Linked DNA regions of Homo sapiens: region 1 is linked to region 2. A link is a loop called in an ENCODE intact Hi-C map of the cell type or tissue named here. Cell type or tissue: endothelial cell of umbilical vein. All regions are shown on one strand. Links, peaks and the distances in the headings refer to the core of each region. The heading gives the core; the rest is flanking DNA. Region 1 overlaps MKKS (MKKS centrosomal shuttling protein). Region 2 overlaps SNAP25-AS1 (SNAP25 antisense RNA 1).

Evidence for each region. Hi-C counts contacts between places; a loop is a spot of excess contacts. Peaks named below come from ENCODE experiments on the same cell type or tissue, not always from the same donor. Only the 100,000 strongest peaks of a DNase experiment are listed, where the experiment ranks them.
Region 1: a loop joins it to region 2, with 2.8 times the contacts of the local background. A loop is called at or near these places in 3 of 110 quality-filtered maps.

The regions. Positions count from the first base shown.
Region 1 is chr20:10,407,120-10,422,849 of GRCh38, forward strand. MKKS (MKKS centrosomal shuttling protein) reads right to left here. Exons shown (of 6, transcript NM_170784.3): 2 at 13,409-13,639; 3 at 5,411-6,812; 4 at 1,509-1,684; 5 at 497-607. The coding sequence starts at 6,395. It overlaps LOC128706665, which reads right to left. Exons shown (of 3, transcript NM_001394148.2): 2 at 13,409-13,639; 3 at 6,589-6,812. The coding sequence starts at 13,618. The coding sequence ends at 13,427. LOC128706666 reads right to left here. Exons shown (of 3, transcript NM_001394149.2): 2 at 13,409-13,639; 3 at 6,589-6,812. The coding sequence starts at 6,768. The coding sequence ends at 6,616. Among named protein-coding and RNA genes, the nearest start is that of MKKS, 19 kb to the right of the region's middle. RefSeq lists an enhancer at 12,179-13,378. In endothelial cell of umbilical vein, for the core only: no CTCF peak of the experiment used is centred there; a DNase peak (open chromatin) is centred at 8,272; H3K27ac peaks cover 1,571 bases.
Region 2 is chr20:10,069,344-10,085,073 of GRCh38, forward strand. The region is part of intron 3 of SNAP25-AS1 (SNAP25 antisense RNA 1); the gene reads right to left. Among named protein-coding and RNA genes, the nearest start is that of ANKEF1, 42 kb to the left of the region's middle. RefSeq lists an enhancer at 5,023-6,222. In endothelial cell of umbilical vein, for the core only: a CTCF peak has its summit at 7,913 (motif pointing left); DNase peaks (open chromatin) are centred at 5,338 and 7,568; H3K27ac peaks cover 3,004 bases.

The DNA.
Region 1 (15,730 bases), core at 5,042-13,041, 340 kb after region 2:
AATAGAATCTAATATGTGAATTGCTTAAATAAATGAAACTTTTCTTGATGCTCTAGAAGATACTGAAGTATTCTGTAGAAACTTGGCCCTTTTGTTTGTGAACATCAATTATTACTGTATTGCAGCAGTTGAGATCTCTAAGAGAACTCCCAATAACAGAATGCTAGCTTCAACATGCAGAACATGTAGACAATACTCAAAGAACGTGATCGCTTGCTTAAATATTTTTATAATAATCATTGTAATAAGGATATTACCTTATATTTACCTTGTTATTTCCCTCAAGTGTTTTTGATTATCTACTTTATTTAGACTACTGAAAAATTCAGTGTTAAAGGCTACAAGTTTACCTGTATAACAAACCTATACATGCACCCCTGAACCTAAAAGTTAAAACTAACAAAAAGACTATAGGATATTATGATTTTGGCTTATTATCTCAGAAAACAAAAGTTGCTGAGAATTCAGGTAATCCGAAGAGGATTATCTTACATACCTTGTGTCTGATATATGCAGCCAAATGAGTTTCAGTACAGCCACCTCCCAACAAAGCCCATGGTTCCTTGAGTGTTAACTGCAGGACATGCAGTGCCGTCTGACACGTGAGCTAAGAAAAAACCCAAATCATCAGAATCAGACGTTCACATCATATTAACACACAAAAAATCATGCTCTCAAAGCATCATAGTGAATACAGAGAGTGTGATTTTAATTACAAAAGAACAAAACTTGTGTGGTGCCAAGGTTGTCATGTGATTAATACATTCTGAATAGTAAGGTTTAGAGATTAAGGGAAGATACTTCAGTCAGAAGTTTGTTTTCACGGAGCCAGATTAGTATTTTCTTTCATATACACTTAGCTCTTCAAACTGAGACGAATATATGGCCTCAAAATATCTGGGTCAACAAGGTTTGCTGACACTTCCACTAAAAAAATCATTTCAGTCTAAATAATAAATTTATTTTGAATGGATTTGGAAATAATACAGTTACATCCCAGCAATAATAAATAAAAAATCACACAGACCTTTAACATTTACTAAGGATATATCCTTGAGCATACATGAATCTTTAAAACTTGTGACCAATCCCATAGATTATCATTTCCCTTGTATAAAAGTTGCATGTATTATTGCTGGCAGAGAACAGGAAACTCTGCTAAGAAGTGGATGATGGGTATTGACTGGGGAACTCATTTTTCCAAGTGAATTATTCATACACATTACCATCAAAGACTACACAATTCAAGCTAATTTCTTAGAAAAGTTCGCATGTCAAGGGCCTTTTAGGTTTCTAGTAAATAGTAGAAATAATAAATGGCAACACATGCCAAATTTATTATAATGCCACAGGCATTTAAATTAGCTTACTTGTGACTTTGCATCAATCATTTTAATTTTTGCTTTCTATACTACCTAGGGAAGCTACGAAAAAAAAATCATAATAACTATTGAGTGACTAATTCCTCCCTCAGCCTCTGCATATGGAATTCAAAGTTCATTACCTACCTTCAGCTCATCCCAGGCAGTGTCATTTCTGTTGCAGAGAAGCAAGCTGCAGATTGTTGCTTCATTAGGAATAAGATGAAAAAAATGTTTGGAGCCAAATTTTGCAGTGCACACATCTTTCACACTTCCATAACTATTAGGACATATTGAGCCTAGGGATCCAATAGGCTGTGTTCCTATTTTTTAAAGATTAGAAAATACAAGTTGTATAAGCAAAAGTGGAGCAAACAACCATTTAAAAGTATATTTATTCCTAGCCAACATAAAAGCCCCACAAGCATATAATTTAAAATATGAAATACAGGATAAATAAGATGAATATTCCTAAACTGCTAAGTTATATTCTGCTATTAAAATGATATACAAATAAAGTAAAGTAGAAGTTATTTTTGTTTACAGATCTCTTTGAAAATCTTTTAGAAGTCATTTTGTACTGTCTTCCCAGAAAAGGGCACATACAATTTTGCATACATTTTCAAGGAATTCAGAAAACCCTCAAAGCCCATTCAGGGTTTAGAGACCCCAAATTAAGAACTTCACTAATTTGGATTACGGGTGATGTGACAGGCTATTTTTTTTTAAAGGCATTATTATTTTCAATTTAAAATAAATGCTGCTATCCAAATAGTTGTGTAGTTGAATTCCTTCGGGACGCTACATAGTGAATATGTAAGAATTATTTTTTTGTCTGGCAACTATTTATAAAATAGCTAACTGAATTATGCCAAAATAAAGTGACATGCTTATTTCACTGCTATTATTTGATATATTAAGTATTTTGTCCTCCTACCTGCACATGTAAAATAGTGAAGTTTTATAAACCACAAGTAAAAATATGAATAAAGAAGTTAGCGTGACTTGAATTTTCCAAATCTCCAAACGTAATGGAAGTTATGTAAGAAAAGAAACCTACATCAAACTCCTACAAGAAACAATACTAAAGTCTAAAGCTATAATTCTGAGCCATTCACCCCTTTCAGCTAGTTTCCTTTTCTTTCAGACTCACCTTTAAAAGATGGTTTCTTTCAAACTAATGGGGTTTAGTTTGAAAGTCTAAAATGTCGGCCGGGTGTAGTGGCTCATGCCTGTAATCCCAGCATTTTAGGAGGCTGAGGCGGGCATTGCCTAAGGTCAGGAGTTCGAGACCAGCCTGGCCAACATGGTGAAACCCCGTCTCTACTAAAAATACAAAAACTAGCCGGGCGTGGTGGCAGGTGCTTGTAATCCCAGCTGCTTGGGAGGCTGAGGCAGGAGAATCGCTTGAACCTGGGGGGCAGAGGTTGCAGTGAGCAGTGAGCTGAGATTGCGCCACTGCACTCTAGCCTGGGCAACAGAGCGAGACTTTGTCTCAAAAAAAAAAAAAAAAAAAAAAAAAAAAGCTAAAATGCCTAAAAACACTTCCATCTCAAAAAATTTATAGAATATAATCACTAAACAATTTCACTTATTTGAATATTGTTTACTTCTGAAATATTCAAGAATAATGAATACTTTAAAAAAGTGATCTAAGTAAAAAACCCAAAATCTTATAGTATAATTTCTTTCACATGGTGGGAACAACAGATTCTGCATGAGAAGGCCGGCTCTACTGCTTATCAGCCACTGGATGCTGTCACTCATGTCATTTAACTTTTCTGCCTCCCTCACATGAGAGGCAAGTGGGGATAATAATGCATACTTCACAAATAAATCAAACCAAGTCAAATGTTAAAAATGCTCCAGGCCGGGCGTGGTGGCTCATGCCTGTAATCCCAGTACTTTGGGAGGTTGAGATGGGTGGATCACCTGAGCTCAGGAGTTCAGGACCAGCCTGACCAATATGGTGAAACCTGTCTCTACTAAAAATACAAAAAACTAGCCAGGCGTGGTGGCGTGTGCCTGTAGTTCCAGCTACTAGGGAGGCTGAGACAGAATTGCTTGAACCCAGGAGGCAGAGGTTGCAGTGAGCCGAGATTGCGCCACTGCACTCCAGCCTGGGCGATAGAGTGAGACTCCACCTTAAAACAAACAAAAACCTCTGTAAGCTGCAATATGCTTCACATGTGGCACCCATCCACAGTAACACCCACTACACAACCTATATCATTAATAAACAGGAATTTTGTTTGAAGGCCTGAAATGAGGTAATGTTAACTTAGATTACCAGGGGAGATAGGTAAGGCCAAAAACATACTTCATCTACCTAAAAGTTTACCTGCGCTATGTGCCTGGTAGTTTTCCCCCTTTTCTTTTTTTCTCAAAAGCTCTCTGCTCCCAAGATCCAGGACTAAAGCTATGGCTATTAATGCCATGTTTAGGTATATATTATGGGCTAGTGTGGAAACCCAGCCCCCAGTTACAATATGGTTTCTACGGGAAAATGTTTGGTTTTTTTTTTTTTGATAGGGAATCTTGCTGTCACCAGGCTGGAGTGCAGTGGCGCAATCTCGGTTCACTGCAACCTCCACCTCCTGGGTTCAAGCAATTCTCCTGTCTCAGCCTCCCAAGTAGCTGGGATTACAAGTGCGGCCACCATGCCCAGCTAATTTTTTTGTATTTTTAGTAGAGATGGGGTTTCACCATGTTGGCCAGGATGGTCTCGATCTCCTGACCTTGTGATCCGCTCACCTTGGCCTCCCAAAGTGCTGGGATTACAGGCATGAGCCACCGCCCAGCCCTTTCTGTTTTTTTAGATGTAGTCCTGCTTTGTTGCCCAGGCTGGACTTGAACTCCTTGGCTCAAGTAATCCTCCTGCCTCAACTTCCCAGGTAGCTGGGACTACAGGCATGTACCACACCCAGCTAAAGTGTCCCATATTTTAAAAATGAGTCTGGAAGACCCAGTATTCACAAACTGGAAATTGCCAGATTCATGCAAAGCTAGTAGATATTTAAGGCTATCAGTCTGACTTACCATACCAACAACGAGTTCCAAGGAATTATTTCCATTATTAAGAAACTCTACTTTTGACAGTCATTTGAGTCTTACCAAGGTAGGGCAATAACCCAGAGATATTATGTATTCAACACTTGGCATACATATGGCTCCTTTTTGATAATTTATACTAAGACTTTTATTAAATAAACTTTAACAATGGTTTAAGTCTAGTAACTTAAAAATTGGAAACAATGCAGACTAAATGATCATCTTTCTGATAGATTGTCAAAGCAGTTAAAGGATACTGAAAAGTAGCTCACATCAGGAACTCTTCAGCTTGTCATTTTTCTTTGGCTCTAACAGTACTTATATCTGCTTTTAATTTGCTGAGTTTGTAAAATACAGTGAATTTTTTGCCTATTTTAGTTCTGTATATTACCAAATATATTTCGGTCAATTCAACAAACACTTTAGAACACCCACAGTGGGCCAGGCCTGTAATAGGTGCTGAAAGTAAAAGATGATCTTGGTTCTCAAGGTCAGGTGGGAACAGTTTTGATATAGGTAAAACATAGGTGCATGTACATCCCCCTCCCATTAGAAACAACTACTTAAGGAGAAGTACAGAAGTTTGCTGGAATTATGACAAAGTGAAGAAAAAGGGTCATTCTAGTTACAAAATTACTTTCTAAATATAACATGATTTAAAAGTTTTGTCAATTGAGGCTGAAGAATTTTGTGTAAAGTATGAAAGACCTTAGGATTATGGGGATGTTAGACTTCTCAATAACCTGTAAAATATTTGGGGGTTAGATGATATAGTACATTAGGGGGCTGAAAATACATAGAAAATGGCTATAATCACTGCATTTTTAGTATGTGAACAATACAGGATCTTTTCCAGAAACCTTTGCTGCCAGAAATGATACTGACACATGCTGGGTCAATTTTTCAAGATGTTAACAGTGACACAAACCAAAAATATCTCTGCTCAAAAAAGTGTGATTTATTAACTGTAAGAGGCAAAAGCAAAGAGTGATTTTTACCTGTCATTTTAGTCAGGGGTTCCATCAGAGTCACTCCAATTCTGTCTATGGCAATAATACGATGCATATTGAGAAACTGCTTCAAAGATGGATGTATAACTTTTTGGCACAGGACAAGATCTACGTGGTCACTGATTAGCTGCCTTCCTAGGTTAAGCAGCTGGTCCAAGACTGCATTTTCAAGAGAAACCCCATAACTGACCACCACAGTTCCTTCTCCAGTGTCAGAAGTGTCTCCGGATAAAGTTGTACAAAAGAGTGCCACCTTGAGGGCAGTTGATTTTTTGATAGGTAATAGCCTCATTAATTGAACTTCTGACATTTCAATGAGTATCCCAGGTAATACAGTGGAATCTATAACTCTTTGACCTTTTAAAGGTACAATTAAACTCTTTCCTAAAATGATGTGGCCTTCAGCATTTTCTGGAATTGTAAGCAAAAAGGCTCTCAGGATCAAAGCACTGACATGCTCTGTTTCCTTTCTGGTGAGCATACAGGCAGGTTTACTTGTTAATATACTACGCACCAAACAAAGGAGGATCTGAGTACTACTAAAGTCCACTGGGATTCGACAACCACAGGTCTCAGACTTGAGATAACTGATGCAAAGACTCAAAAGATGTTTATTTAATCTAATGACAGTGGTGGGTGTCAAGCCTAATCTCTGAACATTTTCAATCAGGTTGCAGCAAAGAATAGCTGTGAATAAGCCACAATCACTGAAGCTTGACACATGATTCTGTATGGAGGCTGTCAGGATCTTTAAAATGGGATGTGTGACCAAAAGGTGACTGAGCAGAGCTGAGGACTGTGAGGTTGTACACACGTAACCTCCAAAGCCATTGTGCAGCTGCTTCAGCCTACCTGAGGGGCCATAGCATGATGTTACAATTCTTTTCAAGACAGAAAGTGTGGTCCTGACTCTCTCAGTTGTCAGTGGTTCACTCTTACACAATGATGGCTTCTTAGCTTCCAAACGAGACATCTTACTTCAGGTGGTAACTAGTGAAGACCGTTTTTATTTTGTAAACCACATTTTTCTATTTATTGCATTATCACGTTTTAACATTAAAAATTATTCTTTAGGAATTAAAGTATGAATATGCAGCATTGTGGCTATAAAATCAAAAAGTTCAATGTTTATGAAGCTAATCAGCATAGAATGATTTAATGACAAATTAGTAATTCCAAATATTTATTTTACTTCACTCTTCAATACTCTTTTGTTTGCTTTGAGACTGAAATTTTACAGACTGCTTTGCAGACCTCTGCAAAAAGTATGTTCCAAGATGGACACCTATGAAAGATATCCCAGCTACAAGAAGCCAGTTCTTTCTAATCCAACTGGTATTTTTCATCTCTTCTTTCGATATGAAGCTCAGATTCAAAGCTGCTTCTTTACCTAATAAATAATAAAAAAAACATTTTAGAGAAATACTTCCCAAGCAGTTTGTAGACTGCAGTTTAATAATTTATTCTAATGCTCTGCTGCCTTTTTAGAAAAAGGAACTACTAACTGGCACAAACGTCCAGAAAATGAGAAAGGTAGACCAACTTTGACTTAAAATTCCTTTATTCTTCAATAAATCCCCTCTACAAGAAAAAGTGCTTGTATTTCAGTGATTCTGTAAGGCACAACAACATGGCTAGAAAGCTTACAGCACAGTTATTTGAATATGGCATGCTTCTAGGAGAGAAATGCTACGATATAAAACAGAGAATTAGGTCTCTGAGTCTTTTTTTTTTTTTTTTTGAGATGGAGTTTCGCTCTTGTTGCCCAGGCTGGAGTGCAATGGCGTGATCTTGGCTCACCACAACCTCAGCCTCCTGGGTTCAAGCAATTCTCCTGCCTCACCCTCCTCAGTGGCAGGGATTACAGGCATGCGCCACCATGCCCAGCTAATTTTGTACTTTTAGTAGAGATGGGGTTTCTCCATGTTTGCCAGGTTGGTCTCGAACTCCTGACCTCAGGTGATCTGCCCATCTCTGCCTCCCAAAGTGCTGGGATTACAAGCGTGAGCCACTGTGCCCGGCAAGTCTCTGAGTCTTAAAAGAAGTCCCAAATATCTTTATTCTCCAACATGAAGATTTAATATTATGTTTTTATCTATAATTGTGGTTTGCTTGGAAACTTTAGGTTTGAACAGAAGTGCATTTATATCAAGTCATGTTTGTAAATAATTATAAAAACAAGATAGCTGTTGGCATGTCTACTGCAGGAACTCACTAATGTATAGTCTATATTTAGCTGAATAATTCTGCACAACACATTGTACCAAAAAACAAACCATGTTTTAAACACCTGGCTAAAGTCAGAGCTAATTTTCTATCATTTTACGTTATCAATCAATGATTTTCAGTTTTGGAAATCCTAGTCAACGAATCCTCCCCAAAGCACTGGTTAATGACAGTACATGCAAAAACCAAGGGATATGCTGGATAACAACAACAATAAAAATAGGATCTGAGTTGCAATTCAATTTCAAAGTCTAAATACCATAAAATGTTATATATCAAAAGGACATGTAGAAATACAATTCTAGTTTCCTTAACAAGGTAGTGTCCTTGCTAAAAAAAAGTGTGCCTTGAGGCATAAATTCCTGACACATTAATAATAATGTGTGAAAAGAATAAAAACGTTAGATCATAGATCTTATCTGTTGAGGCCGGGTGTTTTAAAGGTATATTATTCGTTAGTATTTCCAGGAATATGCTGAGTATGGTAGTGTCCAGGAGAGCATTTAGCATAAATGAAACAAATCTATTTAGCCTAAAGTACTTCCTAAAAGTAGGCTACAGCATAGTATGGTGATCAGACCAAAACCTTGATTTGAAGATGTGCAAAGAGGTGGGCAGAACAAGGGAATGTTATGCAAATGTTATTTTGGTTACCATTCCCAATTTAGCTAAAGGGCTGTAACCATGGCAACTGGGCCCAAATAAAGGGCAATGATGGTCAGCTTTCTTCCTGTGGTGATAAAGCTATTGTCAACTTTTGTATGGCATGAGGAGGGAAAGAAAAATCTGTTTATTGATGCCAGGAACAGCCAAGGTACTTAAATATTTCAATGGCTATTACAGATTCAGCAAAATCTGAGAAATACATTTAAATGAAACCTCACAAAGTGACTTCTATATGTTAATTTGCACGTTAAAACTTACATACACACCCCACAATAAAAACTATGATTAAGAAAATCGTTTTTCTAGTTAGAACATTTTCAATACTTAATAGTGTCATGTAACTTTTCAAAAACAGAATGCCATGTTGGCACCTCTGTCAGTCTTACAGTAGTGAGACCAGTACACATATCTTTTGGCTAGTATTTCATTAAAATGACAAAGAAATCACTGAAAGTGGTAGTGACTCCCAAATCATTTTAAAGATGCCAAAACTTGTTGACCTGTGGTCACAGGTCTAGACCTGAACAAAAGAAGGTACAAGAAAGAGAAAAGAGAAAAAAAAACCAAACCACTGGGGCTGGTTTATAGAACATGTTTGGAAGTATCAGTTCAGCTCTATTAAAACTCTTTCTTCCTAAACAAGGTGCTCCATAATTCCAAGAGTTACCATTAGACGAATGGTCCTGACTATTCTTGGATGCACGGGCTTGGCAGATGGGTTTTTGTTGTTGTTGCAGTGATGGATAACTTAATTAAAATAACAGTAAAACTTGCATGACTTCTTCTAAATTAAGAGGTGCACTATAAAATATGATTTAAAGAAAATACAAACAGGTGAAAGTTTTTCCTAAAAGCAAATGGAGTTCTTTGGCAAAAAGAATGATTATAGGTATGAGGTAAGAAATACACAAGGTAAGCTGGGGTCCTTTTCTGCCCAAAAGTAAGGATGTTATTAAAGACTACGTGGGTCATATCACAAGGACAAAGGAAAAACAACAACAGGAGTCAACTTGGAGAGGATCCAAAATGGGACAACTTTAGCATTAAAAAAAAACATGACGACAGCAACAGATTAATATAACTGAAATAAATGCAAACCCACAGGTTCATACTAACACCAAAAACAAAAACCCTAAGTGGCTTGAGCACTCATTATTATAAAAACCAATAAAGGGAATTACAGGGATAAAACATTAATCTTGCTTTCCTTGTATAAATGCATTTTGGGGTAACTGAATAGTTGACGATGGAAAGTTGTTCCAGCTAATAAATGGAGAAGGAATGATAGAATTTGAGCAGCATCATTTGGCAACCCCTAATGAAATAGTGCATTAGACCCATATATGGTGGTTGGTAAATTAAGCCTATGGACCATATCCAGACTGCTGCCTGTTTTTGTAAATGAAGTTTTATTGGAAAGCAGCCATGCTCATTAATTTGTGTACTGTGTATGAGTGCTTTTACACTACAACAGAAAGCTGAAGGGTTGGTATAGACACTATATGATCTGCAAAGCCTAAAATATTTACTATCTGATCTTTTATAGAAAAAAAGTTTGCCAATTTCTAGGTTACAGCAATGATAATGAATAGTCGCTAATAATTATTAAGTAAAAGATCACCTGGCCAACATGGTGAAACCCTGTCTCTACTAAAAAAATACAAAAAACTAGTCAGGTGTGGTGGTGGGTGCCTGTAATCCCAGTTACTCGGGAGGTTGAAGCAGGAGAATCACTTCAACCCAGAAGGCAGAGGTTGCAGTGAGCCGACATCACCCAACTGCAGCCTGGGTGACAGAGTGAGACTCCATCTTAAAAAAAAAAAAAAAAAAAATCAAAGGGGAACTTTATAATGGAAAGAAACACTGCTAACTTGCCTGTTAATCTTAGCAACACTGGCTAGACGCAGTGGCTCTTGCCTGTAATCCCATCACTTTGGGAGGCCAAGGCAGGAGGATTGCTTGAGGCCAGAAATTTGAGACCAGCCTGGGCAACACAGCAAGACCCTGGTTCTAAAAATATTTTAGAACTTAGCCAGGTGTGGTGGCGGATGCCTATAGTCCCAGCTACTTGGGATGCTGAGGCTGGAGGATGGCCTGTGCCCAAGAGTTTGAGGCTGCAGTGAGCTATGATATGTTACTGCACTGTAGCCTGGGTGACAAATCAAGGCCTGTGCCCAAGAGTTTGAGGCTGCAGTGAGCTATGATATGCTACTGCTACTGCACTGTAGCCTTCTCTGTAAAAAAAAAAAATCAACATCATCATCAAAAGTGGATCAGACATTATATATGAAACAACATGATTACCTAGGATCTATTCCACAGTACCATCCATGAAGTATTCTTGTTCAAAAAGTAAATTAAAAAAACAAATGAAAGTAGCCTCTTGATATAATTACGAGATTACAGGAAATAGGGGAGAGAAAGAGGAAATTGTTAAATGACAAGATGAGGAAGCAATCAGCCAAACTGAGAATGTGGGAAATTTTTTAAAAGGCAGATTTAGGAGGGGAATTGAAAAGAGATATTATCTATCAAATGCAATACGTAGACCTTGTTTGGATCCTGATTCCAACAAACCACCTGAAAAGATTTTTTATAGACAAATTCAGAAATATAAACATGGCCTTGGGTATCAAATTGTAGGTAAAGAGTCACTGTTAAGTTTTTCTAGGTGATAATGCAAATGTGTTTGTGTATGTGTGTTTATTCTTACTGTTAAAGACACATACAAAAGGACTACATAGTGGAGCTTAAGATTTGATTTAAAATATTCTAGCAGTTCAAAAAACAGAGGAAAAGATGGATAAAAGAAGACTGGCAAAACGCTGTTAACTATTAAAGCTGGTTGTGGCGAAATGCCCTTAACTATTAAAGCTGGTTGTGGCAAAAGGCCATTAACTATTAAAGCCAGTTGATGGATACTTGAGGGCTCAATATACTATCCTCTCTTTATCTTGAGGCATGTATGTAATTTTCCATAATGAAAATAAGAATAGAAAATAAGAGACAAATAAATGCATTCTTTTGATGTACTTCAACTATTCGGAATTTGTGTTTAACTTACTCTAAATCCGGCTCTAACTTTTGCTTACTAAAAGCCTGTTTAAATATCTGCTTCTGCTTGCTTGACTGGAAATGTTAGCCTCTAAAACTTTTAACTATTGCTGCACTGGCATCTAAAATCTCTTACTACATTCACCTAACATTTTAGAGGAGATTCTTTTCTCAGCTCTATTTTTCCTCCAAGAGTATTTCTTTTTGCATGAGAAGAAACTACTTGATTTTCTTCCTCCAAAGTTTGGCCATACCTGGCCTCCAAACTGTTAAGACATCTTTTTGTTCTTTACTTCTTGTCATAAGTACAATATACATACATAATATAATGGTCTTACTAGTCTGAAAGACTATATATATAAAAATCCAGCACCTAATAAATTCTCTAACTCCCTGCTTATATATATTAAAACTCTTCCTATAAATACAAATTTTATATAGAATGTCCTAAAGTTACTCTTTTAAGTTGTTAAGCTTCTATGTTACTACCTGGCTTTTATATTTAATAATTGTCTAATATATTAAGCTATGCTCTTCCACTTCTGCTTATGAACATTTAAAAGTAAAATCTTGATTTAAAATATTGTTGAAACCAGTAATTATACCAAAAGTCAAAATCTCAGACCAAGGCTTATAAATAAGGAAAATCTTACTGAGGTTCTTCTTCCATAAAGAGCAGAACCTTACACTCATCTATCTTATAACAAAACTTAGAGCATATTATTCACCTCAAGGTTAAAAAGTAAATTATAATAGAAAATGCTTTACAATTACAGGGTCACAGTTCTTTATCTGAAACTCCTTGGGCCAGATGAGTTTCATAATTCAGAATTTCTTAGATTTTATAAATACAATATAGTGTATATAACATACATAATCAATATAATCATAATATAGTATAACGCTATATTATAGTAAATCAAACGTGACAAATGCCAATAAAATTTCTGCAGTGAAACTCAATTTTCATATTAAGTGGAATAAAAACAGTGACCTCCCCCATTTATCTATGAGGGATATGTTCCAAGACCACCCAGTGGATGCCTGAAACTACATATAGCACTAAACCCTATATATACTATGTTTTCTTCTTGTACATACATACCTATGATAAAGTTCAATTTATAAATTAGGCACAATACTCCTGTGCTTTGGGTACATTGTGAAGTAAAGTAACAGTTACCTGAACATAAGCGCGGAGATACCACCACAGTTGATCTAACCCAGAGTGCTGCTAAGTGACTAACGAGCAGGTAGACAGACAAGGGAATGACTCACATCCTGCGTGGATGAAGTAGAATATCCCAGGATTTCATCATGCTACTCAGAAAGGTGCATAATTTAAAATTTATGAATTGTTTATTTCTGGAATTTTCTATTTAATATTTTCAGACTAGGGTTGACTGCAGGTAACTGAAACTGCAGAAAGCCAAACTGCGGATAAAGGGAGACAACTGCACTGCAAATTGCCTCATGTCAGTTAAGATCAAGTTTTGCTGTCAAAGGAGTGAGGATAAAATGTTTTGGTTTTGAGAACTTTTTGAATTTTGGAATTATGGATAAGGGACTATAGACCTAAATTATATAACTTCATCCTCTTTATTTCAGTGACTCTCAAAAGTAACAAATTATGGTCAAGCTAAAATAGTTGATGTTAAGAAATGAATACAATTAGTTTTGTATTGTTAAAAAAAAAAGAACACTAATAGAAGAAAATAATCTTGTATAAATTTGGACTTTTGTGATATGTAATGGTAAGGAGTCAGGGGCTCCTTTGCACACATTCATGATCCTGGTGATGCTGCTAGCAAAACTGCTCTTTCCCTTTGCATTCAATTGACTGCCAGGCAAGTGTCAAATGTCTCTGCACAACGAACTTTTCTAGAAACAACTGCAGAATAGTATTTTGCCAGTGGGTCACAATAAAAACAACAGGTAACTTACCAATTTAGGCTTTTCCTTGCCAGAGATCTAAAAGATTGAGTTTCCCATTGTTGGAATGTGCCATATGATTAACCAACCAGATTAAATGGAACTTACCTGAAGATTGCAAGCCTGCTACTTCCCCTGGATTTGGCTCTTCTGAAGATTTGAAAGTCCCAGACTATCTTGCTCAGGAATGTCGTCGTTTTTAGGTATTTGGAAAACAGGGCTGCTTTTGATTCTGTACCACCCCAAATGTATGAGCCCAACTAAAGGGACCATAACAACCAAAACTTTGTAGTCTCTCCACAAGTTCCGAAGGCTCATAGTACTTCAGCATCAGTGTACCTAAGAAAAGGTTACAGTTAGAGGAAAAAAACCACTAAAACCCATAACCTCCCTTTAATTACATTTCTAAATCACTACAAGTAGCATGCTGTACTCTAACAAATGCTGACTGTTAAACATTTTAAATTATAATACATTGCAATGTTAATAAACAAAAAGAGACATGTCATTGACCCAAAGGGAGCAGGCAGTCAGCCTTGGGAAACTTACAGAGCAATACTGACTTTTTGGCAACAATTGCAAAGGAGCAACATTACCTGCTGGAAAAGCTATATGAATCTTTGAAAACACACATGCATGGAGTGTTCTTTAAATATATTAATGTTCTCTGAGCCACAATAGAGTAAGAGCCTTTTTTTAAATTATATTTTTTAAAAATTATAATTACAGGCTGAGGGTGGTGGCTCACGCCTGTATTCCCAGCACTTTGGGAGGCTGAGGCAGGCAGATTGCCTGAGGTCAGGAGTTCGAGACCAGCCTAGCCAACACAGTGAAACATCGTTTCTACTAAAAGTATTAGTCGGATATGGTGGCGCATGCCTGTAATCCTAGCTACTCTGGAGGCTGAGTCAGGAGACTTGCTTGAACTTGGGAGGTGGAGGTTGCAGTGAGCCAAGATCATGCCACTGCACTAGGCAACAGAATGAGACTCCATCACAAAAAAAAAAAAAAAAAAATTACATTTAGTCACAATTTTAACAGAAGAATCAAACGGTAATCCACAAATATGCAGTAAGAATTTAGGTTCTATATTCTGACAGGATGTAGTGATAGTGTTTCAACTGCGATTGCAACAGCTGAACATGGATTCCAATTGCAGTAAAAGATTTCTGGCTTGAACGCTACAAATCAGAATGAATGTAATGCCATTTCCACATTTATGTGCAAAACTACTGCATTTTAGAGTGTTTGCCCTGAATCACTAGAAAACCCTAACTTACAGGGTTATCGACCTAGTTTAGACAAAGAAACTGGGGCTAGACAGTTGCCTGGAGTTACAAAGTTAGTTAGCTTTTAAAATATATATATATATATTTTAAATTTGGAAAGGATGGAAGTAGGGCCCAGAAAGATGCTATGTTTGATGATCTGTTGGGTTTGGGAACTTGAATCTGGACAACCTCTAAAGACTCCTTATACTCTTAATAAGGACTGCTCCACCATCTATGAGACATGCTATGAACTTGGCTCAATTGCATCTCTGAGTTTTAGTACCATGAAATCTCCTAAATTACTTTATTTTTGTCTAAATGCCATTAGAAAAAGGTCTGAAAAGAATTTCTTATTCCCCCTTTTAAGACCAAAACACAATAGTACTGAGTTAAATAGTCTGAACCATCTGTGTTCTGTGTATACATACTAAAAATAATAAAAGATGTTATCTTATAGCTATGAACATGTTATTCTTAGCATTATAAATCATTTCTCCCAAAGGTCTCAATTCATATTTTATAAGGACTTTGTGGCAAAATTTTAATTACTAGATAGAGGAAACACGACCTGCTTTGTAAATGAAAGTATTTTATGGCCTTTTCCTTTTCTAACGTACTGTGGTATACTATATACTTTTTGTAACCTTTAGAGAATACACCTTTTATTGACATGCTTATGTTCCATTTTTAGAGGGAATCAATTACAAATAACTGTATCATAATTAAATTTCATTGTGAAGTCCAAAGGCAAAAGCCTTTGGGAATTTAAGGGTACAATAAAATAACTGGGGGAGGAATTTAGAGTAAGGAGGGAAGAATTCTATTAAGGGCTACTTACTTATAGGAGGGACAGAGGCTGCACCAAAGGTCAGCTGGCCTGTGTTGATTGACATATGGCATTCTTGTTTGCAAACACCTTAACTAAAGGCCTAGAAGATACTGTTATTTATATCCAGTCTCAATACTTAAGGTGACTTTGGCACCTCTATTCCCCTCAACATGAGGTTATCAAGTTATATTATCTTTTTTTTTTTTTTGTGAGACAGAGTCTTGCTCTGTCACCCAAGCTGTAGTGCAGTGGTGCGATCTCAGCTCACTGCAAGCTCCGCCTCCCAGGTTCACGCCATTCTCCTGCCTCAGCCTCCCGAGTAGCTGGGAC
Region 2 (15,730 bases), core at 4,115-12,114:
GTGATTACACATTGCATACCTGTATCTAAACATCTCATGTACCCCATGATGCAACTACCATATATCCACAAAAATTAAATATAAAACATTATATAAAAATTTCCACATAATTTTCAAAAGGGATACTCTATAGTGGCGTGGGGAGGCAATCTACACATGAGGGGGAAATACCTGCCACAACTCTGAGGCCAGAAAGAGCCTGGCTTGGTGAAGAGCAGGAAGAAAACCAGAAAAGCTTGCACAAAGATGGTGGTAGCAAGGGGAAGCCAGCTTAGGACAAGGTTGACGAAGAGGACGGGGCCAGATATCGAGGAACTCGCAGGGAAGAGTAAGGAGTGTGGATTTCTTTCCAAGTTCAATTGGTTTTCACATTGCTGATAGCATCTCCCAAGTGATTACAAGTCACATTGCTCTGTATCATCCATAAATTATCCTCAAGAACTCCTAGGGCCATAACAATTTTATGAAGGACTCAGCTCTGATAATAGAAAGTCAATATTTTTAGTCTCTAGCTTTTCAAGTAGGCAGCTGGAAGTATAGCCAAAGGATTTCAGATTTCACAAATGTGAGATCAAGAGACATCTGCTAGTCTCTGTTCAATCTCTAATTTTCCTGTGTCTTTCTAAGTGACACAGAATTAGTAGGCTTAGAATTTGCTGTAAAAACTTGTTAAATCCATGCTTTGTTCTTTAACAGCATCTTAGCTCTTCTGCTTACTAGCTTTGTGACTTGGCAAGTTGTTTGACCTCTCAGATTCTGTTTTCTCATGTATAAAATAGGGACACACTACAGTAGTGATTAGCACTATTCACCAAATATTTCCTGCTCTCTCCACTTTGGACACACGGTAGGATTATACTCTCTGCCCCATTCCCTTGTAGTTAGGTGGTGTCAGGTGACTAGTTCTGACGAATGAGCTATGCATGGAAGTGAGGTTTGCCATTTCCAGGCTGGAGCTTTTGATTGCAAGTGTGAGGCTCTCTGAGCAATCCTCCCCTCTGCTGCCGGCCGCTCTGTCAGCCTAGGAAATATGGAGTAGGATGCAGAGTTGCCCATCAATGGACATGGTGGGTTATAAGCAACTGGGACTTTAGGTTATTGACCAGCCTCACTAACAGACTTACTTCATAGGTTTGTGATTAGAACTTGTATTCATCCATTCTTACACTGCTATTAAAAATACCTGAGACTGGGTAATTTATAAACAAAAGAGGTTTAATTGGCTCACAGTTCTGCAGGCTATACAGGAAGCATAGCAACTTCTGGCTCAGGGGAGACTTCAGAAAGCTTCCAATTATGGCAGAAGGCAAAGGGGCAGCGAGGCACTTCACGGCCAGAGTAGGAAGAAGAGAGAGGGTGGGGAGGTGCCACACACTTTTAAACAACCAGCTCTCATGAGAATTCACTCACTATACAGTATCAAGCAGCGGACGATGCTAAACCATTCACGATAACTTTGTCCCCATGATCCACTCACCTCCCACCAGGCCCCTTCTCCAACACTGGGGACATGGTGATTTGGGTGGGGACATGCATGATTTGACATGAGATTTGGGTGGGGACACAGATCCATACCATATCAGAACTTAATGGGATAATAGACACTAGGCAATTGTTATACTATCTGGCACACTATGAAGTACTAAATATAGGTTTCTATATTTCAAGTAAGCATTACCGGATTTCTCTGCCCAAGCATTTGCGTAGCTTTCAGGATTTAATTTTCAAGCCCAGAATTGAATGATTCAAGTTACCGTTAGAAATATTTACCCTGACATTTAATTATACATGCAAATTATTGGCCATCGTTTGTAAATCATATTTTTGGTTTATGATAATAGGTGATCTGCAAGAACCTCCAAGAACTGAACATTACTGTGCTCACAAAAGTAAACTCATAATGGCTGAAAACATATCTAATCTCCTTTTCAATAAATAATGATATGCAACTGATAGCTCTTGCCAAATGTAATTGAGATAAATCTTAACTGTTTGAAAATATTAAAGAAGTATTTACTTTTAATTCATTACAGATGCAAAATGTTTGGGTTTAAAGGAGAAAAATCAAAAGAAAACATTCTAAAATAATATCAATTTCTTTCTCTCCTTGCCATTTTTACAAACATACTCTACCTATAAACATGCACCTGTATAAATTATGACTAAATCTATTTTTACTGCTTCACAGTAAATCTTCTGCTGAATATATGGGGCCTTAATCTCCGGTGTATTATGTACTAAAGGCTAATAGATTTGGCAGCAAAAATAGACAGTTATATTCCATTAAAAACCAACTCCATAATTCATGACTGGACTCGGGGTCTGCTTCCAGCCCAATGGCACACCTGGCTCCCAAAGCTCTAAAACAAAATTTCCAGTTTTATAATTGCCAGAGTCATAGTTTTCTCCATTTAAAAAAACACATCAATATTTATGTTGTTTTCCATGTGCTCTCAAAATGACAGCTTAAATGATTTGACAATAAGTAAGGTTTGATTAAATTCAGTAGTCCCTTGACAGGGGTGGTTTATTTGATTATTCAAATTATTAATCATCATGCCATCTATTTAATTTTTTAATACTTAAATGAATTTTTTCTTGTAAAAGAAAATCTTGTAAACAAAATCATATCAGAGAAAGCCCTGCAAATTACAAGGAAGAAATAATCACTCATAATTCCAACCCTAGAAAAATATCACTGTTGACCACTTGAGGACTTTACCCTAGTCCTTTTATTCTGCAAACATTTGCCATAGAGGTGCAATAGAACACAAAATAATATATGCTGCTTTTAAATATTTGTGTATAATTATAAATGCAATCTATATAGTTCCTTATAAGGAAATATGAAAATTATTAAGTCAAAAACATAACCCAGGGAAAAAACCATCAGAGATAGTCATTATTCATATTTTAGTGCTTCCCCTAAAAGCAGCCATTACTTAGCTACTTTAGCATTCACTCAAAAGGTGTATTCTGCAGAATGGTCCTTAGCAGTGCAATTGTATTTTCCAGAGTGCCAAACATTTATTCACTTTTGAGTTCGAGCACCCACACACGTCATGCATTTGCAATATGAAGCAACAACAACGTGTTACACCCTGGTATTATCAATGAAATTAAACCTAGCCTGTCCTCTCCAAGAGCTCCAGGTCTGAGGAGGATGTAGACTAGGAAACAATTATAATACAGAGTGATTAATGCTAGGATTTGAGATATGCTCAGGATGCCATGGCACTGCGATGGAACACAAACCTCGTCTGATGGAGGAGAAGGTTTCAGGAAAACCAAAAGCTTCCTGGGGGCTTTGCAGTAAGGCTAGTTCTCAATGGATGCAGCCAAAGACAGAGGAATAGAGTCACAAGTGAGCATATGCAATCTAGGATCAAAGGCAATTCCATATGGTTGGAGGATAGAAAGATAGTGACAGGAGATGAGGTGGGAGAAGTTGGCCTGCAGGATTTGTATTCCATAATAAGAAGCCTGAATTTTATGCAAAATACAACAAAGCAGTTAAGCAGCAGAGTGACATATTCAGGTATGCATTTAAGAAAGAGCACTCTGGCTGCAGGAGGGGACAGATAAGACATGTGGCAAGGCTGAAGCTAAAGAGAACAGTAAACAATGGTCATCATCCAGATTAGAAATGGAGAGAGCCTAAATGAAGGCAGCAGTAATATAATGAATATTAAGAAAGTCAAGGAGGCTTAGACTATTCCTATCTACATGCAGCTTGGGGATTAACCTCAGATGTTGATCATGCTTGCCAAATTATTAATAAGACAATATCTCAAGACCTGCCTTGATAATCTCCTTTCAGTCTTATGATATGAGGTTAAAAACAAGGCAAATAATATATCTTGGATTCTATCCTAAAGGGATCAATGTAAGAAACCTGGCTAAAATTCTGACACCATAATTGAAATCCAGGAACAGAGGCCTATGCTACATCACATACGGAGAGCAGATGGCTCAGAGTGATCATCTCAAGAACTTCTCGTTGGGCAACGTGACTTTTGCAAAAGAACTAGGAAAGTGTTCCTTTGGGCCATGATGATTTATCAAGGCTAGAAGTTGAAATAATAAATCTATTCTGAACAATATACTTACTAAATCGTAGTCATTTATAGCCCTCTAATGAGACAGGTACTCAAATGGGTACACATTTGCTAGGTAAACAAATGTATTGCATGGGGAATTAGGGATTTACAGCTAGCAGGGGACATTGAGGCTCAATATTGATGGTTTGCTTTTTCCATTTCGGTTGCTAATGTGATTTATTTGCAGTTTTCTTAATCAAGGTGACTGACACAGAAACTATCTAAATTTTTTAGCACAGCAGTTAAAACAGTCCACAATACATAATTTGGCTCCTAAATAATTTCTCCCCCAACAATTAGAACTTTCCGAAACTGCTTTAAATCGCCTTATGAGGGTATCATGAGTTTGTGGTCATTGGAAGTATTAAAAGAAAAAAGCCTGGAATATCAGTAATGAAATGCATCAAGCAGGAATCATACATACATTAAAATACTGGTTTATAGTTTTGAGGGCGTTTTCTTTTTTTTCTGTTGCAGCTATGCGAAGATATGCTTATGTATTAATTGTTTTTCTTGCTAACACTGTATAAGCAAATTCAACTAAATTGATATAAGATTTTGCATACAAGATTAGAAAACCTGATACCTAGAATTATTTTAACACACATTTTTCAAGTTTGCTTATGACTTCACTAGGTTAGAACTTCTTAAAAAGCAATGCTTTAAACATTTTATTCATTCAACCTTTATTGAAAGCCAACATTGTGTTGCTGGATATGCAAAAATAAATCATGTATAGTGAGCTATTAAAAATTTTTATCAACTTACAAACTGAGTACAGGTACCTACTCTCACTGTAAAGCCTTAGCAAAAAAAACTGATTAAAATAATGCATAATAGTACATAAAAAATTAAAATCTTCCATTAGAGGAACAAAAATTATGAAGAATTTCTAGGAGATAGAAAATAATTATGTACAGAGAAGATAATTCAAAATACATGTTGGAGAAAATTACTCTTTCAAAAGTCAGACATGTCCAGAGAAACTGGAAGGGAGGAAGATAGAACTGATGGGAAACATGGCAGAGGGGGACACCCCCATCATGTGATGGCAAGAAATGCTGTTTCCACCTGAATGAATTCCCAAAATCTAAAAAACAGGAAAGTGAGATCTGAGCTGTATTCATAATTCTTTAACGTTTTCAGTATTCTCTCCAGCACTGCTTACTGAACTTGTTCAGGAGTGAAGCCACGTGTCCCCTGGGAGTGTGCTGCACTGGCAAGAAGAAATGGATGACTCACAATTTTGACAGTGACTCTATAGAAAGAAAAAAAATCTGTGACTCAGGGCCTTGGGGAGAAGTCATCTCTTCAAAAACTCATCTGATTTTTTTTCATGCCATGTAATTACTCAGAGAACATTAAGAGTCTAAAAAATTTCAACACTGGTGTCTAAGAGATATGGAATTACCTTTTGCCTGAGATGCTGGAAGCAGTGGGGGCAAGTTTGTAACTAGAAAGATTTGAGCAAGTCCAGGCTCAGGTATCCAAATTGCCCTCTTTGCTGTTGGCATAGGGGATTGAGATTTTCTGGGTCTTAAATAAGGTTTTATTTTTATCTAAGGAACTATAGTTTCTATGCAAATCCGAGGGGGCTTAGAGAAACCTAGCGTGGAAAAAAGAAACTGTCAAAGCAGTGTTTGGGGAAATGAGATGGGGAAATTTCACGAATAGTGGGCATAGAGAAACTGACTAGACAAGAGAACGTGAACATTATAATGATATCAAATGGAAAATTTGAAAGTTTATTTTGAAGGAGATGGCTAAAAACAATTTTATTCTGAATGAGAATGTGATTGCCAAGAATCAGTCTTCAAGCAATCCAGGATTTAAATTTCCTTGTTCTAGGCTCAGAATTTAAATAGGCAAAATGCAGGAGTTCGAGGCTGTATGAGCTATGATCATGCCTCTGCACTCCAGCATGGGTACAACAGCGAGACTGTATCTAAAAGAATAAAAATAAATAAAATAAAAAATAAATGGGCAACAGGAAAGACTTTAAGACCACTCTCCCCTCGCTGTTCACATGGCTGGGTTCTTCCCATTATCCAGGTTTCAATTTTAAGATCACATCCTTACGTATAGTTTTCACTGAATACTTAGCAATTTGATCAGCAATTTGATCTTATATAACACATTGAAATGCAACACGTGTGTTTCAAAGTCAAGTGATTAGAAGACTGTGGGCCCTAACTGCTGTTTATGGAAGTATGCATCCAAAGCAGATGCTGTCAGAGGTCCCATGTACACCCAATTCCATTAACAGTCTCTTCTGATTCTTTTTCTCACTGACAGCCTCTCAGCAAGTACTGGTGCTCTCCCTGAGGATTTTCTCTGGCTGCAGGAGCGTGTTTCAGCGTGCAGGGCAGACTGGAAGAATCTGTGAGTTGATGCCTCAGGAAGCAGCCCTCAACAGACATCAGACAGGAAATGCTGGATAAATATCCCAACTTCTCACCTCTTGGGTAGGACAACATTGAGGAATGTCCTGCAAAGTCTCCCTAGAGTCCCAAAGGGCCTGAGCCCCAGTTACCCACAGCAGCAATTCTGCACATTAGCACACTCCTTTAGTAATTTTCCTCCTTTCCTGTCTTATTTCCTCACTCCTGTCCATTGTTTCCTGGGATCACTCCCGAAGCAAATCACTTGCACTCACATCCACATCTCTACTTCTGGGGAGTCCCAAACTCACAAGACATTTTTCTACAAAGGAAAATCAAATATAAAAGAAAGTAGAGTAAGAAGAGTTGGGACCAACAATGACTGATGATTAAGCAGCAAGAATAGCGGCAATTAAAAACTGTAGATAACACTATGGATGCACTGATGACACAGTGTCTTGGCCAAGCCCTGTGGGAATTCATACTGTTTGCCTGTGTGCAGCAGCGGTGCAAGTTTTGCAGTGTTGTGAAATATTTAGTGGACGCTGACTTTCACAGAATCCTGAATTACTGTTCTCAATAAGCTCCAGTATTGTGCTATTTCAAATGTAGAAATACCAAAGTTTACTAATTGTGAGCTCTTAATATAGTAACTTACTAGCAGGTTATATAATGAAATGATATCATATGGCATATCATTTCCCATAATAAAGAAAAAGCTCTCAGTGTTCTACCAGTTTGGGCCCTTAAGACTCCTGATAGGCAGGTAGATGCTGGACCACACTCTCTTCCTGCACTAAATAGAGGTTGCAGACACTGGGTAAAACCCCAAGAACCACAAGCAGATGCCCACTGCTTTCCTGGCAGCCTGACCCTTGCACCAAAAATACTTTAAACAATAAGTTCCCAGTTCTTAAAAGAGCAAACATACCTTTAAAGGAAAAAGAAAAAATACACAAAAGTCTTACCGACCTTGGGTTTAATATTTACTCTTCTCTTTCTTAGGTCAAAGCTACGGAGTATAAACTGGGCTCCTGCCAGGTTCTTACCATATTCCTTCAATAGTTGTTTTTCAGGAAGCTCTGTTTTCTGGAAGAGATAAGAAAATAGTACCTGGGAGGAAATGAGCCATGCTTGTGTTGCTGAGTGATTCTAACATGTTTGGTGGGGGAGAGGCACATAGATGTTAAATCATTCACCCTTTGCAGAGAACATCCTTTGGGTAGAGTGTTTCTTATCCTCCTCCACCCAGAAGCCTTGTTTCTAGTTTCCTGTGCTTGCAAGCTTGTCTCTCCCAACTAGGCTGTAAATGAATTGAGGGTAAGGATCTTGTCTAATTTACCTCTACATCCCCAGGACAATAAGCAAGGGTGTAAATGCCTAGTTCCCTTGCCCAGGTAAAGAGAAAAGCGCACCTGAGGCAAGATTCCACTGCAGCGCCCCCTGCAGGCTCCACAGACGTGGTCTGAATTCACCGCCAGCTTCACTTCCTTCCATTCCCTGTCCTACTTCCCCCATTCCTTTACTGTCTCTGTGGAGCCTTCCTTAGTAAACCACTTGCACACAATTCTCAAGGTTTGCTTATGAAGATCAACAGCTATGACATCAACCCATAGGACAAAAAAACAGAGCAATAGAAAAATTAGTAGGCAATAGAAAAATTAATGACTGCCATGTCATCTTAGAGAAGGATCCTCGATTTCCACTCAAATTAGCTTGAGTGGAAAGTTTACAGAGGACTCTACATTGCTAGAAGTACTGGACGGGCTTGGGGGGATTCGCAAGTCACCTTTACTTGCTAGGGCCACATGGTGTCTCTCCTCTGTTTCTCTTAGCACTTGTACTCGTCTTTTTTTGCTGTAGTCCCATATTGCCTATGATGTTTTACTCTAATGTAATGTGTTTGCACATGACTGTGGCTTCCTAAGGCAAAGAAGCTCTTGCCCTGGCTCTATAGAGAACCAGCTTATCCAGTCCCTTAATTCTGTAGGTCCAAATGCCAGACAAAAACAAAATAAAATAAAAAAACAGACTCTGATGAGCCCATCCAAGGTCAAGTCCCTGCCCCATCCAAATCAGATTCAACAGTGGAAACAGAGTCATCTGCCATGACACAACCACTTCTTTGACGGTACTGTGGGCATGAGTGGACTTTTTCAGGAGGAATTATGCACTCAGGGTAATGACTGACATCTGTAGGGCAATAACAAGCCAACACTGCTTGTTAGATTCCCAGTCCTCTTGAACATGTTCCATCAACTCCATTCTCATGGGCTTGCTCACTGTCTACCAACATACTGGGCTAAATTTGCCTCCAGGCTTCCTCTCATTGTCCCTCAAATTATATAGGCGTTGGCTCTTTTCTGAAAACAATATCCTTCATTTCCTACTTTCCCCATGAAGCCTTTCCCAGAATTCCAATTGTCCCCTAATGCCTAAATCAACATTTTATTTTGTCCATTTACCCACTGGTGCATGGTAGCACCAGGGTTGTCTTCCTTACTTAGAGAATAAGTTCCTCCAAATCAGGGAGGGACCATGCCTCCTATTTCTTCTGTTTCACTTATATCATTTGGCACGATTCTGAGCACGTAGCCAGCAAAACATAGCTGCTTCTCCCTAATGTACTGAATGAAGTAGATAAAGCTTTTCTACAGCACCTATTTCAGTGCCTTAATCATAGGCTGGATAAGAAACTTTTTGTACTACTGCCCCTTGGGCCTCACCACTACAGCATGAGCTTATTCCACTTCCAACTGCCAGGATCTGTATCTCTTTGCCAGAGGGCTTTTTCCCAAGCAGCAGGAAGCCTTTCTGGCCTTGGGCATAGTAGACTGGATAGTCTGGAATATTAATTGCTGGCAGCACTCAATTCAGGAGCTGGTGGAAGTAACCCAGCTCCCTCACCCCTCCATGGGTGTCAAGACTTGGTTCCTTCCAGTGGGTTCATGGTCTCGCTGACTTCAAGAATGGAGCTGCGGACCTTCGCAGTGAGTGTTACAGCTCTTAAAGATGACACGGACCCAAAGAGTGAGCAGTAGCAAGGTTTATTGTGAAGAGCGAAAGGACAAAGCTTCCACACAGCGTGGAAGGGGACCCAAGCAGGTTGCCACTGCTGGGTGGGGTGGCCAGCTTTTATTCCCTTATTTGCCCCTCCTGTGTTCCATTTCTGTCCTATCAGAGTGCCCTTTCTTCAATCCTCCCCATGATTGGCTACTTTTAGAATCCTGCTGATTGGTGCATTTTTACAGAGTGCAGATTGGTGCATTTTATAATCCCTTTGCTAGCTACAGAGCACTGACTGGTGCATTTTACAATCCTAGCTACAGAGTGCTGATTGGTGCATTTTACAATCCTCTTGTAAGACAGAAAAGTTCTCCAAGTTCCCACTTGACCCGGGAAGTCCAGCTGGCTTCACTTCTCAGTAGGTTAACTCTGAGTGTTCTACACTGTTTCCCAGAGTTCCCCAGTGGGCTTGAGCCCCAGCTGCCCACAGTGGTGACTTACTTGATAATGGCCTCCTGTGTCTGCCTTTCCTTCCTGTCTCACTTCTACACTTCCCTGTTAGTGTTTCCTGGGATCACCTCCCAAGTAAACCACTTACACTTGAATTCTTGTCTCCGAGTCTGCTTTTAAGGAAACCTAAACTAAGACAATGTTCAATAAATGCCAATGGAAAGGTTGAAAAGGTAATTTTCACCTTCCCCCTCACAGGTAGAGAAGCTAGGCCATTGACAGGGTTGGATTTCTCAAGACTGGCAGGATAGAGGACTCCACTCCTATGGAAGCACCTTTCAAGAAGAGACGGTATGGGAATCAGTTTAAAACACAAAGCACTGCATCCTTGGGGGCATCTGTTAAGTTCATTGCACCCAACCAGACCTCCTAGAGAGGGCAGGTGCTGACAACATAACTGCCAACAATTTACTGGTCCAATTTGTGATAGGCAATATATAACTCGGCAGCCCAGAAGCCACATCCCCATTTGTCTTGGTTTTCATTAATTCAAAAAAGAGGAAGAAACCAATAATGATAATAATAATAACAATAACAACAACTATTAGACTTTCTGCTAACCTGGGTGAGCAGCATTTGACTTGAGCTATGAAATCAGAAAAATGTCCCTTTCTTGCATCTTAATTTTGCAACAAATTCAACCTGTTAATATAGTCCTTCAGGAATTAAACAGACAAAACCATACAAATGCTTGGAGGATGATGGGAAAAACCAGTTACTTCTGACTAACTGGAAGGGCAGCTTGATCATTTCTGATGGTTGATTGCATAATTTCAGTCCTTGAACATTTAGTGTGCCATCCCCTTGGTTGCTGGAGGAATGCAATTGCTCTATGAAATGTGAAGAGACTTGACAAGAACTATTTTCATGGTTATGTGCCAAGTTCTTGCTTTAACTTGCTTGCTTAATCAAATGTCTACTCATGATATCTTTGGGAGTTTCTAAGTTTCATTAGCTCTTTCCTTAAAGAGAAATTAATCTACTTGGCAAGGAAGGTTTATTCATCATAGGTGAGCAAACATTAGCACTTTCTAATAATTAGTTCCAAGATCCAGTTTCTAGATACCTACCAAGTTCAGCCCTGGTTCACAAGAAATTGACCTATTTTCAGTGGAAGCACTGTAACCAGTGCAATAAACTCTATCTCATAGAACAGTGTTAATCTGTCATCACAGCCAAAATGATTTGTTATAGCAAAGCAACAATCAGAGTAAATGATGCCTGTCCCTTCATTAAGGAAATCTAGAAGAATGCTCTGTCATGAGTTTAATCTGAGATTTGCCTGGCTATCCTGATGAAAACCATCTAATGAATATGTAAATTTATCATTGTCTTCTATTGTAAAAATGCACAGCAAATTTTCTGCTTGGCTATGCATAATCAGAAGAGAAATCCTCACTGCTGTGAATTTGAACTTGAATAAAAATTGTCTTCTCAGGAAAAGAGCATGCTAGATGGAGGAGGGGTTAACAAGAGCCTTCAGTTTACAGATGTAGGATGTCTTCCTGCTGTTAATTATTGTGGTAGGCAGTGTAATGGCCTTCTCCCCAAAGACATCCACATTCTAATCCTTGGAAACTGAATATGTTATCTCACACAGCATGGGGCCCACTGGCACTGGACCCCTCCAGTTGGCAGGTCCACTGAGGCTTGGGTACATGGGTAGACATTCACCCTCATTTACCATTCTGCTGAAACTGTATCTCTAGGTTTCTGAATGGGAAGAAGGAGCCTACTGGAAGGAAGAGTCATGGCTCCTGGAAAGTGGGGGAAATGAAGCAAAATGGAGTTCTTTCCAGAGTTGCCAGATTATTTCAATAAAAATATCAGACATGTGTGAGTAAAAAACATGGACAAAATAGCAACAAAAATGCAATATAGAAAGATTTCTGGAAACAATCCATAACGTCTTATATTTTGCACTGAATACAATGACATTTTTTCATTTCTTTATTTTTCAGAAACTCAGGTTTTGTACACTTGAACTAGAAAAGCATCACATAGGTCAAGACAAGAAAAAAAAATTTTCAAACATCAGTTAATGACATGAAAAATAATAAAAACTATTTAGTTAGATTGTTTAGACTTTTATAAGGAAGACTAATATAAATTTACTGACACATTTCTTCAATGTGTTTCCAGAATAAAAGCTCAAACTCTCAATGCTTTCAGAATAAAAGACCACACATGATCTTCGGTGTGGTAAACACCCTCCAGAGTACTTCAAATCATGGGTTAGACAGAAACTACAGACCAGCAATATCCAATGGAAATATAGCATGAACCATGTTCAAAGAAGTTGAAGGAAACATATGAAATTATTTGTAAGAATCTATCTTATTTAACTTGATATAGCAAAAACATCATTTCAATGTGTAAACAATATAAAAATTAACTAAATATTTTGCTTTTTCAAATCTATTCTTGAAATCCGATGTGTAATGTACTTAAACCATATCTCAATTTAGATAGTAAAATTTATCAGAAATAATTAATCTGTAGTTACATTTCATAAAATTTATCATTGGCAAGTAAGATTCACATACTCAAGTTGTTCTAAGCATACATTAAAAAGTTTTCAATAACTGAATCAGTTTTTTATTTTAATTTTTAATTACAATTAAATAAAATTAGAAATTCAGTTCTTTAATCACAGTAGGCAGCCGGGCACGGTGGCTCACACCTGTGATCCCAGCACTTTGGGAGGTCGAGATGGGTGGATCACGAGGTCAGGAGGTTGAGACCATCCTGGCCAACATGGTGAAACCTTGTCGCTGGTAAAATACACACACAAAAAAATTAGTCTGGCGTGGTGGAGCGCAACAGTCGTCCCATCTAGTCAGGAGGCTGAGACAGGGGAATCGCTTGAACCCAGGAGGTAGAGGTTGCAGTGAGCCAAGATCGTGCCACTGCACTCCAGCCTAGTGACAGAGTGAGACTCTGTCTCAAAAAAAAAAAAAAAAAAAATCGCAGTAGCCACCTTTTATATGCCTAGTTGACACCTGTAGCTTATGGCTACCATATTGAACATCACAACACTAGCTCATACACAATGATTATAAGAATGTGTGAGATTTGTTTCACTTTCATAAATTTTTTGTGCTAATTTTCTATGTGACCCATTTTTTTCTCCATGTTTAATCTGAAGCCTTTAAATGAGAGGCCCTTGTGTTCTTGTCAGTGGTGTCAATAAGGAAGTGAAGAAGGTAAGAAGGAAAGGGGAGAAGTTTCTATGAAAGAATGGAGGATGTTGGCAGAAGCTTCAGAGAAAGGAAATCAGCCTAACTCTCCAAGATCTGTTGGGCAGAAAGAACAGAGGTTCCCAGGGCAGTAGGATGGGCCTGGAAATTGTTCTAGCACACTTTCAGACTGGGCTCTTGTTTACAAATGACAGAAACTTGATTCAAACTGGCTTTGACAATGAAAGTACTCTATCAATTCAAATAAATAAAACATCTACATGTTCTGTAGTGAGAAGCTCAGGCATGGCTAAATCCAGAGGATCAAATAATGTCATCACAAATTTATTTTTCTTAATCTCTCAGCATCAATGTCCCTGTGTTGCTTTAAATCCAATCAGGGTTTCACCATAGTAAAAAGATGGCCACCAGCTACCCCAACCTATGTCCTATTCTTAACAACTCTACCAAAAAGAGTACTTCTTTCTGAGAAGCCCCAGCCAATGTCCTGGGCTGATACTCCCTGGTCTGGGCATAGATCTTATGCTCATTCCTCAACTAATTCCCAGGCCTGGTGAATTTCCCAGCTTTGGAGATGGAGGGTTGGATCTGACCACTCAACCCCCATGAATTAGAAAAGGGAGAGTGATTTGTTCTTCCAAGGGAAAATCAGGCTGCTATAGCTAGGAGAAGAGGGAATGGATGCTGGGCAGGAAAAATTTCTTGTGTGTTAAATCAAGACTTTTGACAATGAGGAGGCTAGTCAGTTCCCCCAAAATAATTTATTCAGACTTTAGGTGTTTCATGAAGAAAATTGTATCATCTGCCAAGCACCTAATCTCCTTTCCCCATTAGTCAGTCACATGGGAATTCATACCTTTTTAAAGCTACCTAACCTTGAAAAAGTTGTTTAATCTCACCATGATTCAGATTTTCCATCTATAAAATGGAAATGATAATAGGGCCTACCTCATACATTTATAATAAAGATTACATTTAATCTTATATAATAAGATAATATAATAAAGATTATATTTAATCTTTTATAAATGTATGAGGTAGGTCCTATTATCATTCCTATTTTATTTGTTCTTATTTGTGAAGTGCTTGCAATAAAGTCTGGCAGATGACAAGGGTTTAAAAAAACCCCACTAAATAAATACACAAAAGTGTGATATTATACATTTTTCTCAGAAAAGAAGATTCATTGACTTCTCAAATGAATTCATCTAGGCTTCTTCCCATCAAGGTGGCCTCCAGAGAGATGAGAAACTACTGGAAATGTTTACTAAATAAATGAGTCTCATTTTCAAAGGAAAGGTCATAGACACTTTTTAAGACACACAGATGTCCTTTAATGCAGCTCATCTGTATTGTAATTTCTGTGAGCTTGCATTAGAATGTAATTAAATTAACACCAATGCAGTCCTCCTGTCAAGGAAGCTCTGCCTAATGTAATGGCGTCAAGGAACAATCTGAGCATTACACATATCATGAGGAATTGTTTCCATCCCCATTCTATTCTTATTGTCACAATATTTGGTTTAATTAAGTTATATAGGATAGTAATTATAGCAAATGTAGTTTGGCTGGGAAAATACTCCTTGTGATATGAAGGTCGCATCTCCAGACACCACTGCTGGGGAAGGCAGAATTCAGTCCCTACTTAGGACATAAAAACTCTCAGACACATAAGAAGACTGAGAATAGGAATTGCCTGCTCCTGAAAATGCCAAATTGATATATGGTGAGAAGCCGAGTCTTAGAGTCCCTTTATTGTTGGATACATTCAATAAATAAAAGGAAAGAGCCACCTATAAAAGGTAATTCAAGGGACCATATGCTCTACCTTTCCAAAAAGATAAGTCTAAAATTACAGCCCTAGGGTCAGTTCTCTGATTTGGCATTGCCTCAAGTAGGCCCTTGCCTGTTACAGGGACATTTGCTACCTGGAGGGAAACACATTAACATTCTAGCACCACCACCACTGTCATGTAGGTAATGTACTAGATTACTCAGCCGGGTGTGGGAATGTTCCCATTCCTCACTCTTCCCCATACCCATGTCCTTGCCCAAGAACTCTCCAGTTCCTTCCTCTAGAAAGTGTGCTTTGTCCCATGTGGCTTGCTTTGGCCAGTGACGTATGGGAAAGAGTGAGGATGTACTGTTCTGACCCTACACCCAAAGAAGTGCTATCCCTTTCTGCTCACTCCTCTTGGTTTCTGCCACACCATTCTTCTATTCTAGAAGAATGTGAGACATATGGAACAGAGGCACCCTGGCCAATCAGCAACTCTGTGAGTGTGATCATCAATGCTTATCATTAAACGCCACTGAGATTTGGGGTGGTTTGTTGCGCAGTATGGCTGAGGTAACAGTTGACTAATACACTGGTTATTCAGCTAAGACAGAGAGACGCTCTGAGTGTCTTAACCATAGCAAGTAAAGTTTCCTGTAAGACAAGGCAGAATTTGTAGCCTTCATTGTAGCCATTCCCTGGCCCTTTTTCCTTGCTTTGTATAATTATAGAATCTAAGGAGTGAAATACTCAAGT